Regions from separate parts of the Mus musculus genome. Here regions 1 and 2 are each linked to region 3. A link is a loop called in an ENCODE intact Hi-C map of the cell type or tissue named here. Cell type or tissue: heart. All regions are shown on one strand. Region 1 overlaps Rin2 (Ras and Rab interactor 2). Region 2 overlaps Rin2 (Ras and Rab interactor 2). Region 3 overlaps Rin2 (Ras and Rab interactor 2).

Region 1 (4,000 bases), 77 kb after region 3:
GTGTAGAGCTGTGTTCACCAAGCCCAGAGCTGTCCTCATGAATGAACTGAGCGCTCTTCCTTCTCCCAGCTTCCTCTTGCTAACTTCCCTGTTTGTTTGCCTTCCAGACAAGGGGTAAATCAGGACACTGAGGAGATAGAGCTCTGAATAGTCCCTTATCCTCAGCTGGGCAGGATGGGGAAGTAGGAGAAATTATGATAGCTACTATAAAGGGTCTGCTGAAGACTCAGAGAGATGGTTAGCTTGTTTTTTTGTTTTGTATGTGGGATGTGTGTGTGTGTGTGTGTGTGTGTGCTGTGCGCGAACAGACACATGTGACATGAAGTAAAAAGGCACTAATGAAGCCATGTGTTGGTGGCTTATGCCTTTAATTCCAGCACTCAGGAGGCAAAGGCAGGCAGATCTCTGTGAGTTCAAGGCCAGCCTGGTCTAGAGAGTTCCAGGTTAGTCAGGGTTACGTAGAGAAACCTGTCTTGAAACAACTGCCCCTCCCCCTGCCAAAATAGGGATAATGATGAGAGGAGGGCGAGGTCCAAAGGGAGGAGAAGTGAGGTGAGAATAGGAATATCATGAGGGACAGAAAGACTACACATTGCTTGGTTTCTCTTGTGTGCAATCTAGAACTGTCTGTCTATCTGTCCATCCATCCATCCATTCATCCATCCATCCATCTATCCATCCATAGCCCTATACACATATGGGATATGAAACCAGGATGAGAACTATCTGGGCTGAGGAAAGGGACTAGCTGGATGGGAAGAGGAGTAAAAGGGAAGATAGTGGAGGGTAACATGGACAAAGTGTGTGTGTGTGTGTGTGTGTGTGTGTGTGTACATTTATTGTGACAGTGAAACGCGCTGTTTTGTAAGCTAAGTTAAAAAGTTTTTCCTAAAGCATTATGCTCAGGTCTGCTCCCTTTACCACAATATAAGGTCTCACTGTGGTACCATTTGCTTTAAAGCATGCTCCTCTTGATAATACATTGTGAGCCTCATGTGCCAAAAGGTCAGAGAAAACAAAGATGGTTCCATGTTGCCAGCCATGGCTCATCAACATGGTGGAGGCTGCGGGGAATATGGTTAGGCATATCACAGACTCAGTATCACTGCCAGAGCCCTGGCCCACAGACACGCCAGTGGCCTCCCCTTTCTGCTTATGCCTATGTTTTCAGGTTCAGTGATGTGCTATAGAACAGAAGCACTTTGAAGAATGGACTTCTATATGTTTTCACTCTTTCTACAGCACTGGTTTGCTTTAGCAATTGTGTTTTAAACTTGACTTTGTATTTTTCATTGTTGTTTTATATTTTACGAAGTGTTCATAAACCAGGCATAGTGAGCCATTCCTGCAATCCCAGCACTCTGAAGGCAGAGGCAGGAAGATCTTTGACTTTGAGACTAGAATGGGCCACATAATGAGTTCCCGGCCAGCCTGGGCTGTGTATGTGGTGAGACCCATCATAAAGAAAAATAAAATGTTATAAGGTTCTAGGTTACAATGAGGAAGAACAATAAATGATTGTGTTCCACCAAATTCAAGTTATTTCTAATTTTAAACTCTATGTCACAGATCACCAGGGACTGCACACACCTTGGAAGACTCGGAAATCCTGCAAAGCTCAGATCTGAGACGCCCTGATTGATGCTCTCACAAAGCTCAGGATGAAGAGGTCCGAGGTTGCATGAGCTAAGTTCTAGTGACCTGTTTGGTTGTCATGTTAAGTGACAGACACACCATGTGCAGGGGGGACTAGCATCCTGGGATTTACCAAATCTGCCCTGCCTCTGGGTTCCCCAATCCAGTGCCTTCATTTCTGTGGGCGTGACCTGGGGTCTTGGGAGGCATCCTGTTGTGGCTGAACCAGAAGCCTGAGCAAGGGGAAATGTGCGTAGTGCACAGGCACCCTTGGGGAAACACAAAGCCTAGGAAACAAAAATCTAGTCTGATAGCTCCGGTGTCTTTCCAGGCTTCAGACAAACCCCTTCAGAGAGCGGCTTGAGGAGTTTCAGGGTTAACATCAAGGTTCCCTGTCAATGTATCAGTTCAGCCCACAGAGCCTACTTGTATAGTTAAAAGAACAATGCAAAACTGGAAAAAAGGTTTTATGGCTGAGGGGTGGGGTGGGGCTGGAGATGCAGCTCAGTGGTTACGAACACAAGCTGCTTCTCTAGTAGGTGGGAGTAAGGTTCACAGCTCGAGACTGTTTGTAACTTCAGGTCTAGGGGATCCGATGCCCTCTACTGGCCTCTGTGGGTACTGCTAGTGATATGAGTGATATGCAGATGGACATGTAAGCAAAACGGTCATACACATAAAATAAATAACAAAGTTAATAAACACACACAGAGTTACCACTGGGCATCAACAAGTCAAACTCGGTGCCACCTGGAATATCAATTTGTTTGACTCTTTGGACAAAGCCCCAGACTATAAAACCAGATTCTAGCTTGGGAACGATCCAAAAACCACCCAGGATTTGTTTAGTAGAAAACAGAACATCATAAAATTTGTTTTTGTTTTTTTATTTTCTTATATGTCTTTAAGCATTAGGTTGAACTGTATAAAGTTGTGCTGTTTATGGGCCAAATAAATGTTAGATAATCACTGGTTAAATAATTGTTAAATCAATCCTGGTAGATAGCTGCCTTGCAGAGGATGTTAAAACCAGTTCAAAATGCTGTTCTTAAGAACAGTACAGTTGGAGCTGGTGAGATGGCTCAATGGGTAAGAGCACCCGACTGCTCTTCCGAAGGTCCGGAGTTCAAATCCCAGCAACCACATGGTGGCTCACAACCATCATCTGACGCCCTCTTCTGGAGTGTCTGAAGACAGCTACAGTGTACTTACATATAATAAATAAATAAATCTTTAAAAAAAAAAAAAGACAGTACAGTTGATTCATGCCTGTAATTCCAGCACTCTGGAGGCTGAGGCAGGAGAATTACAACTTAGAGGCCAGCCTGGGATATAATGTCTCAGAGAGAAAAGGACAAAAGGAAGCAAGGAAATAAGGAAGAGAGAGGAAGGGAGGAAAGAGGAAGAAGTAGGGAGGGGAGGAAGAGGGCTCAGGAATAAGAAAGGGGCAAAGTGGGGTGGGACAAAACCTGTGAAGAAAGGGGGGGTATTTTTTCATGCACTGATTATATTTGCCTTTTATATGTGTTATGTGGTTGATTTTTGTTTGTTTTTGAGACAAGGTCTTAGAGGCTTAGCCCAGGCTAGCCTCTAACTCAAGATCATCCTGCCCCAGTCTCCCAAGTGCAGTAAGACACTATGACCCTGGTCTTCCACTGACTCTTCATTTAATAGTTTCTGCTACTTGGAAACAGTTCTTAAAGCTGTTGATCTGGCCGGGCGGTGGTGGCTCACGCCTTTAATCCCAGCACTTGGGAGGCAGAGGCAGGTGGATTTCTGAGTTCGAGGTCAGCCTGGTCTACAAAGTGAGTTCCAGGACAGCCAGGGCTACACAGAGAAACCTTGTCTCGAAAAAACAAACAAACAAAACAAAACAAAACAAAACAAAACAAAACAAAGCTGTTGATCTGGGGCTGGAGAGATGGCTCAGCAGTTAAGAACACTTGCTGCTCTTGAAGGTGACCTGGATTTTACAGCCACATAGTGACTCATGACCACCCAAAACTTCAGTTCTAAGGGATCCAACACCCTCTTCCAAACAGTATGGGCACTGTGTGTGTGTGTGCGAGTACACACACACACACACACACACACACACACACACACACACACACAGAGAGTATACAGACATACACATAAGGCCTAACACTTAAACACATAATATAAGTCTTTTCAAAAAGCTATTGATTTTCTCACTAGTGAGAAAAAATAATCTGCAACATACTGTTTTATGCTGTTATAACAGAGTACCTGAGGTTGGGGTGATTTATAAACAACAGGTTTATTTCTTACAATTCTGGCGTGCAGGAAGTCCAGGACCTGCACTGAGCACAGGCTATGCACTGAACACAGGCTATGCACTGAG
Region 2 (4,000 bases), 55 kb after region 3:
CACCCCCACCCCCGCATCTCTTTCAGCTACTGTAATCTCCTCACTGCTGTCTATACATCTCCAAAGCATTACCCCTTCACATTTTGATCTCACATGAACCATGTTCAGGGTCAGCCCAGAGCAGGCATGACAGAGGCTTGAGTGGGAGGTAGTAGGTGGATAGTCCTTGCTCCTGAGCAAGAGGAGACGTTCTTGCGTGTTTGGTTTGAGCTTCACTTTGGGATCCTTATGTTCAACCTTAGACACAGCTCTTCCCTCATCCAGGTGCTCAGATAAGAAGTCTCTGGCTGCTTAGTTCTAGCCTCAGGAGACAAAGGGTTCTTGTTTGTGTGTTTATCTGGAAATGGATGGTCAAGGTAGTCATGCCTTTGGCCATCTTGGGGCCTTGGGCAGGAAGCAGCCTCATTCTTTGCAGAGTGATACTTCTGAGGTTTTAGCAGCTCCTTCCTCATTGCTCATGGATTCCTCTTACAGTCTTTCTAGTCCTAGGGTATAAAGCCAATCACAACATTTAGTCTCGATTTGCAAGGACAAAGTAGGACACCATTGACAAACACTCTGTCTAAAGTTGCCAAATACAGAGTGCTTATTGCAGTACTGGGAGAAAGAGCTTAAGGCTTACAAGAGAAACCAGAAAATAGATAGCATTGATGAGAATAACCCTTCAGTTAAAGCAGGCACCCCGACAGAGGCTTGGAGAAACAATACTAGGTGGAGCATTGAACACAGACCAAAAGGGCTTTAGCATTCTTCTCCTGAGTTCTCTTTGATCTGAAATCTAACAACCCATCCCTGGTACATGTGAGTGCCTCAAGGGATGGTCCAGGATTCTTGCTTTGAGAGGTTAGTGCTCAGGCCATCTTAAGAACTAAGGACTGGACAGAGGATAGAGTCTTGTGTCTACCATGATTTTGTTCATGTATTAGAAGATCCTTGATCCTATAGCAAAATGGCCGGCAGTGGCCAATCAGAGACCACATTTAGTGGGAGATGAATCCCGGGCTTTGGCTTGGGAGGTGGGTGGTGGTGGTGTGTGACAGATGGTTGGGCTGAGGGTCAACTCTTTTGGGAAAAATATAGGTTCCTTATGAAGAAATATAAAGAGCCCATACAGGAAAAAAGTGCATCTGATAAAAATATTTCTGGCATAAATAACAATTCCTCACACATATGCCAAGAACACAAAACTTCCCAGAAACCTTCAATTTCAAAAACACCTACTGGTTAGTTGCTATATGGTGATTGCTTAACACCTCCAGGCACGGCAGCAATTCCTGACTCTCAAGGCTAAATTAAACCCTCTTGGTAACATTAAGCCTGGAGGCGAAAGGAGGCCCAGATGTATTCCTGATGACACAAGACTCTAGTGTGCAAGTCTGGCTTATAGCACAAAGGTTGGCAGATGGCCTGAGGGACCTTCTACCTACTAGCCAAGACACAGAGGGGAGGGTAATGGCCTAGGACCGGAGAGTCACAATTTTGTAAAATCCCTGCATATTTAGCTGAGTTGGGAGAGATAGTTGAGCCATCCAACTTAACTCCTATTCGAGGTGAAAAGGATAAAAAAAACCAACCCCCCCAGAATCCACACAGGCCCACTTTTCTGAGTTGTGGCTGCCTTTCTGTTCACATTGTGGTACTGAGGTCAAAGCCAGAGCCTTGAGCACGGCAGGCAAGGACATTATATTATATTACATTATATTAGGGTCCATATTTTCAACCTCTGAAGCTTCCCAGCCTCCTACATGTTACCGCTTTAATTCCCTGAAGACCTCTTATCCCTTCAAACTCTAAAAGGAAAACGAAACCCTACTATATTTTGGGTATGGATTTGATTTCCATGTGGCTGAGGGCTATTGCTTCTTGCCGGAGGAAGCTGCAACTTCCTGAAAGTGATTTCTACTGATGAACAGCAGGGGGATATTTATGAGGAAGAAAAAAAAATCACATTTTTCTTTAAAGGATTTCGTTTGATTTTTAAAAATTGTTGCCTCCTGAGGCCCAGGAGTAAAGTACTGAGAATTGGGGGACAAAACCTGATGGTGTCACCTAGGGCAGCCATTTTTACACAAGAAAGACTGGGGGTGGGGTAGGGGTGGAACGGTGATGGGGGCAATCCCACTCTGCAGCTTCCTCTTCGGCTCCAGATGAAAAGGCCAGATATGGAGTCAGCCCTGGCAAAGGCTTTCATTTGTTCTTGTAAAAATAAGAAATGGAAACAAAGAGCCTGTTGTCTTGGTTGCCCTTGGAGCTGAGCTCAGGCAGGAGGAGGAGCCAAGCTGGCTCTACCCCCCAGCCTGCAGCTTCACAGACAGGCATGCAATCCCTACATGCGTGGTTTCTACGACTTAAGTGCTTCCGGCTGTGCGACGCTGATGCTATTGCTTAGCAAGACCGACTCGCCAGCAGAATTCTAACTAAGCACACAGCTTTGGCAGAGCGGAGTTAGCCAGGAGGCAAAGCTGTCAGATAAAACAGGGCAGGGCTACAGCATAGTAGTAGTCGTCACCTGCCTCCGTAGCAGGATGCATGAGGCCATGGGCTTGATCCTTAAGAACAAAGAAAAATAAAGGTATGAAGTGAATCTAGCCCTAGAGTGTTGCTAGTGTTACACTCAGGTGGCTAAAGTCTACTGTCGACACAGACGCCAACCATGACACAGAATGGTGCCACTGGTTAAAACAGGGACTCCAGTGAGGGCCCTGGCACAGGTCTGTAGTCGCAGACACTAGGGAAGCTGAAGTAGGAGGATCTAAGAGTAGATCAACAACATAGATGCTGACGGAGCACAAGCAATGACAGCAACACAAATGAAGAAAAACACCATCCCACACAAACACCCCAAACCCAAAGCAGAACCAGAATGTTAAAAGAAACAAAACAAAAACACCCTCGTCAGTTGACAAACACTCATTTCATATATTTAGTAATGTAAGACAAAAATGGGGGACTACACACTGCTGAGATAAAACAGCAAAGAGATAGAATGTCAGCATTTTGTCTAAGCTCCACCCCACAGTTACCTGGCAATAGCCAGGTGTGCTTGACTCGCTATAAATGGGGCTGCTTGTTCCTCTGCTCTCTATTGCTCTTGCCTTCTGGCTCCTTCCCTGTCCTCGCCTCCTTTCCCCTTCTCTCTCCATTCCCCTCCCCCCCCCTCCACATGCCATCCTTCTCTTTTCTCTCCTCCCCTCCCCTTCCCTCTCCTCCTTTCCCCTCCCCCCACCTCTTACTTTCTCTCTCTCTCTCTCTCTCTCTCTCTACTACCCTCTTAACTCCCCTCCCCATGCCCTAAATAAACTCTATTCTATACTATAGGAGTGGCTGGTCCCTCAGGGGAAAGGGTCACCTTAGCATGGGCCCGTGGAGGTACCCCCTTCCTCCATACCTGACTACACCTCCACCAAAACATATTCCTTCTCTCTCTTATCTTTTTATACAATACAACAAGAACAGTACCCGGTTTTGCCTCTGTAGGTGAACTCATGTGTGTTTGTTTGTTTGGGTTTTGTTTGTTTTTTGAGACAGGGCCTTCTGTAGTTTAGACTGACTACTAACTTACTCTGTAGCCAAGGATAACCTTGAACTTGTTATCTGCCCCCCCTCCTGAGCTGTTTTTGTTTGTTTGTTTGTTTTGTTTGTTTTGAGATAGGGCTTTCTTCGTAGCACCCGCAGATCTCAGAGTCCCCATCCTCCTGTCCCAGCATCCCCAGGGACCGGAAGAACCTATGCATCACTGTGCATCACTTTATTTTCTAAGGTATGTTTTCTTCACAATATACATTCCTACTGTTAGTAATCAAGAGAAGAAAATTTAAATGCTCCTTGGAAAAAGAACTTTCCTAGATAACAAGAATTGAGGCACATTGAATGGCTCTCTGGGGCATTTGTAATCGCAAGCTAGTCTCACCTGTGTAATTAATTCTTTAATGAAGGGATGTCAGATCTCATTTTTTTTCTAAAACCACACTGACCTGGAATTCCCCAACTTCCTCTCCCT
Region 3 (4,000 bases):
TGACAACAAAGGAGTATTGGCTCTGGACTGAACTGGGGTGGGGATCAATAGTAAAGCACCTATCTAGTCTGGGTTCAATCTCTTAGTCTGAAAAGAAAACAAAGTCTCTGACTCAGGAGTCAGAGACAGGAGGACCACAGCAAGTTTATGGCCAGTTTTAGGGTACATGGTGAAACTTGTCTTAAACATCAAATGACATCAACAAAATGTAAAATGAAGAGTACTGATACCCTTCGGATCTCTGAGTGAGTTCCTGGTGGGTGTGTGTGTGTGTGGGGGGTACAGGTGGGAGTGAGGAGTGGTGGGTAGCCGTGCGTGTGCAGTGCATGCTGGGTATCGAACACAGGACCAAGAGTATGTTACACAAGCCCTGTATTATCAAGCTACACTCCTAACTCCAAATATGCTTCCCTCTTTTTGTTTTGTTTTGTTTTGTTCTTTTAAACTCCCTATGGTTCCTTCCCCAACAGAGTCAATATTCATGTGGAAGTCTGGGCCAGCTGCTACCCACTCATTGATGCTAAAACACAGACCCTTTTCAGTATGGAACATGTTTCCTGAAACAAATGCCAGTTCTTCCCTCCCTCTCCTTTCCCGCCATCTGCTTGTGATTCGGCACTGTAATGTGACTTGTGGAGAAGGTCATCTTCCCCACACGACTAAGGATCACCAAATGGCAAACAACATTTGGGTCTCAAATTTACCCATACTCGAATGGTCTGAAAACAGAGAGTCGCCATTTTGTTCTCAGACACTTCTGGGCAATTACACCACGTGTCCCACATAGACAGATCCCCACCTGTGTGAGTCTTCCCAGACACCTGAGGGTAGAGCCAGGCTCCTAAACACCACAGGCCCCTTTTATTTCATGTTTCTTCCAGAAGAGGAAGGTCAGAGCTGCTAGGGCAGTGAGGCTGCCTTTGTGAATGGAAGCAGTCAGGCCCAGCTTCCTTCCTTTAGTTTGCATTTGCTTGTAGATTTAAAGTAACTTCCACATGATACAAACAACCTTAACAATTTCCATTTCTTTCTTTTTTTTCTGTGTCCCTAAGGGGGTCATAGTTGGCAGTCTGTCCAACATCAAAAACAAAATTCCTTCCTCTGGCTGCCATTCAAGATATTTTTAGGTCTGGAAGTGCACCCTCCTCTCCCTCCGTCCAGCATGTATATTTTTACTCTGCTCTTACCCTATCCAAACTCCACCAGGGCCTGTTTCCTGACAAACTGAGAAGTGAGAAATGCCTGCGTGGGGGGAAAACTGAAGACACATGTGTTGAAACTCTGCCAGGGAAGCATTGCCCAATGACAAACCAGGGCAAGTCTTGTGATGTTTTCTTCTGCTCATTCTAGCTTTTCTGACTCTGCTCTCACGGGGCCTGCTCGAACTGCCTAATTTGGATGTCGTGACCCGCTTTTAATCTAAGAGGAGTACCTCAGCCTAAGGACAGCCTCATCGTCTAAATTTGCAGAGTTGGGAGGGCAACTGGACAGATGTCGCGAGCAGTGTCTCTTCGCTCCAAACATTGAAAGCAAGCTCAGTCAGCCTTCCTTCTGGTCTCTGAAGTAGCTATCTTATGGATATCCCAGAAACCCTCTGAACTTCCCTTCTCCCTATCCACAGGGATGCAATGGGCACTTAGCAGTCGCATGGCTGCAATCCCCAGAACACCCAGCAGAGGATCAGGCCTGCGATGCTAGCAGATTTTGCAATCCTAACTCTCAGCCAGGATACAGCAGAGGTTGCCTAAGGACAGGGAGGAGTTGTCTGCAGGACCCTGCCTGGCTCTGAGTTCAGATCAGTTGTGATTTGCTCTGGAGCCATCTAAGCCAAGTACTGGGCTGGATAATCGTGCAAATACTTGTGGGCCATGGACCAACTGTTCTCTTCGCTTTTTGATTTCTGTTCCATTGGTCCATAAGCTTTGGAGCAGTGTCCTATTTGCTCTTCAAAACTACCAGATCAACGTGGAGTTCATGGTTGTGTACTGTGTGCATGCGTACACATGTGTGTTTGCGCCCCTGGATGTTTGAAACAGGGTCTCACTATGTAGCACAGCTTGCCTGCAACTCACAGAGATCCATGTGCCTCTGCCTCCTGGGTGCTATGGTAAAAGGCAGAGGCCACCAAGCCCCAGCCACTGTCATGTACACTTGCACAGCATCTTTGGGTACATGATTATATTCTGACTCAAACAAATAGCTGCCACCACCACCACCAACAACAAAAAAGACAACTGAAGAATATTGCAAAAATTATTTTACATAGGATTATTGTACAGTATTACAATGTATTATGTGCAAAATTCCATTGAAAATCATTTACAAAAGGAAGCACAACCCAGCATGTGCCAAGGGAGGGTTCTGGGACAACAAAAGCCTTGTACAGGGTACGAGGTCCTCCAGATCAGATGCCTGAACATCCTTACACAGGATAGTAACATGGCTTTCTGCTTTTGTTTTGCAATGATCTGTATTACACTGATGTATGACCCTTCTGGAATACGTGTGTCCATAAACTCATCTTATACAACATAAGTCTAACTTCACCATACATCCATGTTTTCTGCTTGTTTTGCTCATTATTTGTCACACTGAGGATGGAACCCAGCATGCTAGTGTGTGAATGTTAGCTCTACCATGCCCCAACCAAATACAGAAGGTTTGTTTTTTGTTTTGTTTTGTTTTTGGTTTGGTTTTGGTTTTAGTGCATTCTCTCCCCATCAACATCTCATTGAACTCAACTAAACTCGTATTATACATGACTTGGTTTCTGCCTCCAAATAAATGGATGTCCTTAGTGTCGGCTTACAAAATGGGTCAGAGGGATCGTTATCCTTGATTTACTTTTCCCCAAAGCAGATAGCATATGGAACAGATCTTTGTCAAAGCTCACCGCAGCACATATTTTACAGTACTGACTCCTTTTCCAACGTCTTGCGAAGAGCCTGAACCTGCAGACTACATTCCTCAGTCCCCCCCTTAGAGTCTGTGTTTCTCTCTCTACCTCTCTCTACATTCATTTCTCTTCTAATTCTCAGCCTCGATTGCTTAAAAACATAAACAGACACCAGCACTAAAAGTGAACAATGTAACAATACACCGCTAAAAGTGAACAATGTAACAACAATGTAACAACAGTACACCCGATTTTTCAAAGGCAGCCTGTGGCCAGCGTCAGGGATTTCTTTAAGACAACCAGAAGTCTCTCCCCACAAATTTGCCGAAAATATCCAGTTATAGAAGAGAGATTATCTATGAGGCGTCTAAAATGCAGTACTCTCAAATCCAGCAAGAGATTTATCTTCAAATATTAAATGTTAAATCACATGCATACTTATAGAATATTTTAAAAGTTACAAAAATATTTTAAAAACCAATCCTGACAGTTTACCTGCAACTGCTATAAAATTTTCTATGAAATATATAAAAACACAAAGGCTCTTTGTAAAAAAAAAAAAGTATAGGATGAAGGATGGACAAAAGAAGGGCAAGAGGGAAGGATGGAGCCATCCACAAAGCTGAGAGGGACCTGACGAACTGCATCGGACAGTCTTGTCAACAGCTGCTATCGAATCCAAGAGAAGAGTTTGTACCTTAAGTGTTTCCTCAGCACATATACAGATGTGTAAGCCAACCCTGAAGCTGGCTAAGGTTAACTAGTTAACTAACCAGTGATCTCAGGACACCTGAACCATTAAATGCAATTTACCATTTCTGGATGAGAGTCTTACTATTTCCCAAATCTCAGCTACCTCATCTGGGCAATGTATCTAAAGGATGCCCTTGGCCAAATCAGCCTATGGATGGCTTAGTCACTGAACTGAGGGATGCTTGAGGAGGTGGCTGTCTTCTAAGCTCAAACCCAAGGCAGCCAGAAAGCTAGACTCTCAGCTCCCTTTTTGGATGTATCAATGGGAAGTCCCAAGTGTCCCCTATGAGGGAGTGAGGTCTTCTCCATTCTGGAAAATCACCCCGTAAGGATCACTCTTGATTCGTTTGT

The links. Hi-C counts contacts between places; a loop is a spot of excess contacts. Peaks named below come from ENCODE experiments on the same cell type or tissue, not always from the same donor. Only the 100,000 strongest peaks of a DNase experiment are listed, where the experiment ranks them.
Region 1: a loop joins it to region 3, with 2.5 times the contacts of the local background. A loop is called at or near these places in 5 of 42 quality-filtered maps.
Region 2: it touches region 3 in a loop (4-fold over the local background); 5 of 42 quality-filtered maps call a loop at or near these places.

The regions. Positions count from the first base shown.
Region 1 is chr2:145,809,090-145,813,089 of GRCm38, reverse strand. All of the region lies in intron 2 of Rin2 (Ras and Rab interactor 2), which reads right to left. Among named protein-coding and RNA genes, the nearest start is that of Rin2, 25 kb to the right of the region's middle. In heart, a CTCF peak has its summit at 2,245 (motif pointing left); a DNase peak (open chromatin) is centred at 49.
Region 2 is chr2:145,830,882-145,834,881 of GRCm38, reverse strand. The region is part of intron 4 of Rin2 (Ras and Rab interactor 2); the gene reads right to left. Among named protein-coding and RNA genes, the nearest start is that of Rin2, 47 kb to the right of the region's middle. In heart, a CTCF peak has its summit at 1,930; DNase peaks (open chromatin) are centred at 1,393, 1,831 and 2,251; H3K4me3 peaks cover 509 bases; H3K27ac peaks cover 1,866 bases.
Region 3 is chr2:145,885,856-145,889,855 of GRCm38, reverse strand. It overlaps Rin2 (Ras and Rab interactor 2), which reads right to left. Exons shown (of 13, transcript NM_028724.4): 13 at 2,240-4,000. The coding sequence ends at 3,933. All of the region lies in intron 2 of Gm39954 (a long non-coding RNA gene), which reads left to right. Among named protein-coding and RNA genes, the nearest start is that of Gm39954, 6.3 kb to the left of the region's middle. In heart, a CTCF peak has its summit at 1,661; DNase peaks (open chromatin) are centred at 1,305 and 1,685; H3K27ac peaks cover 2,095 bases.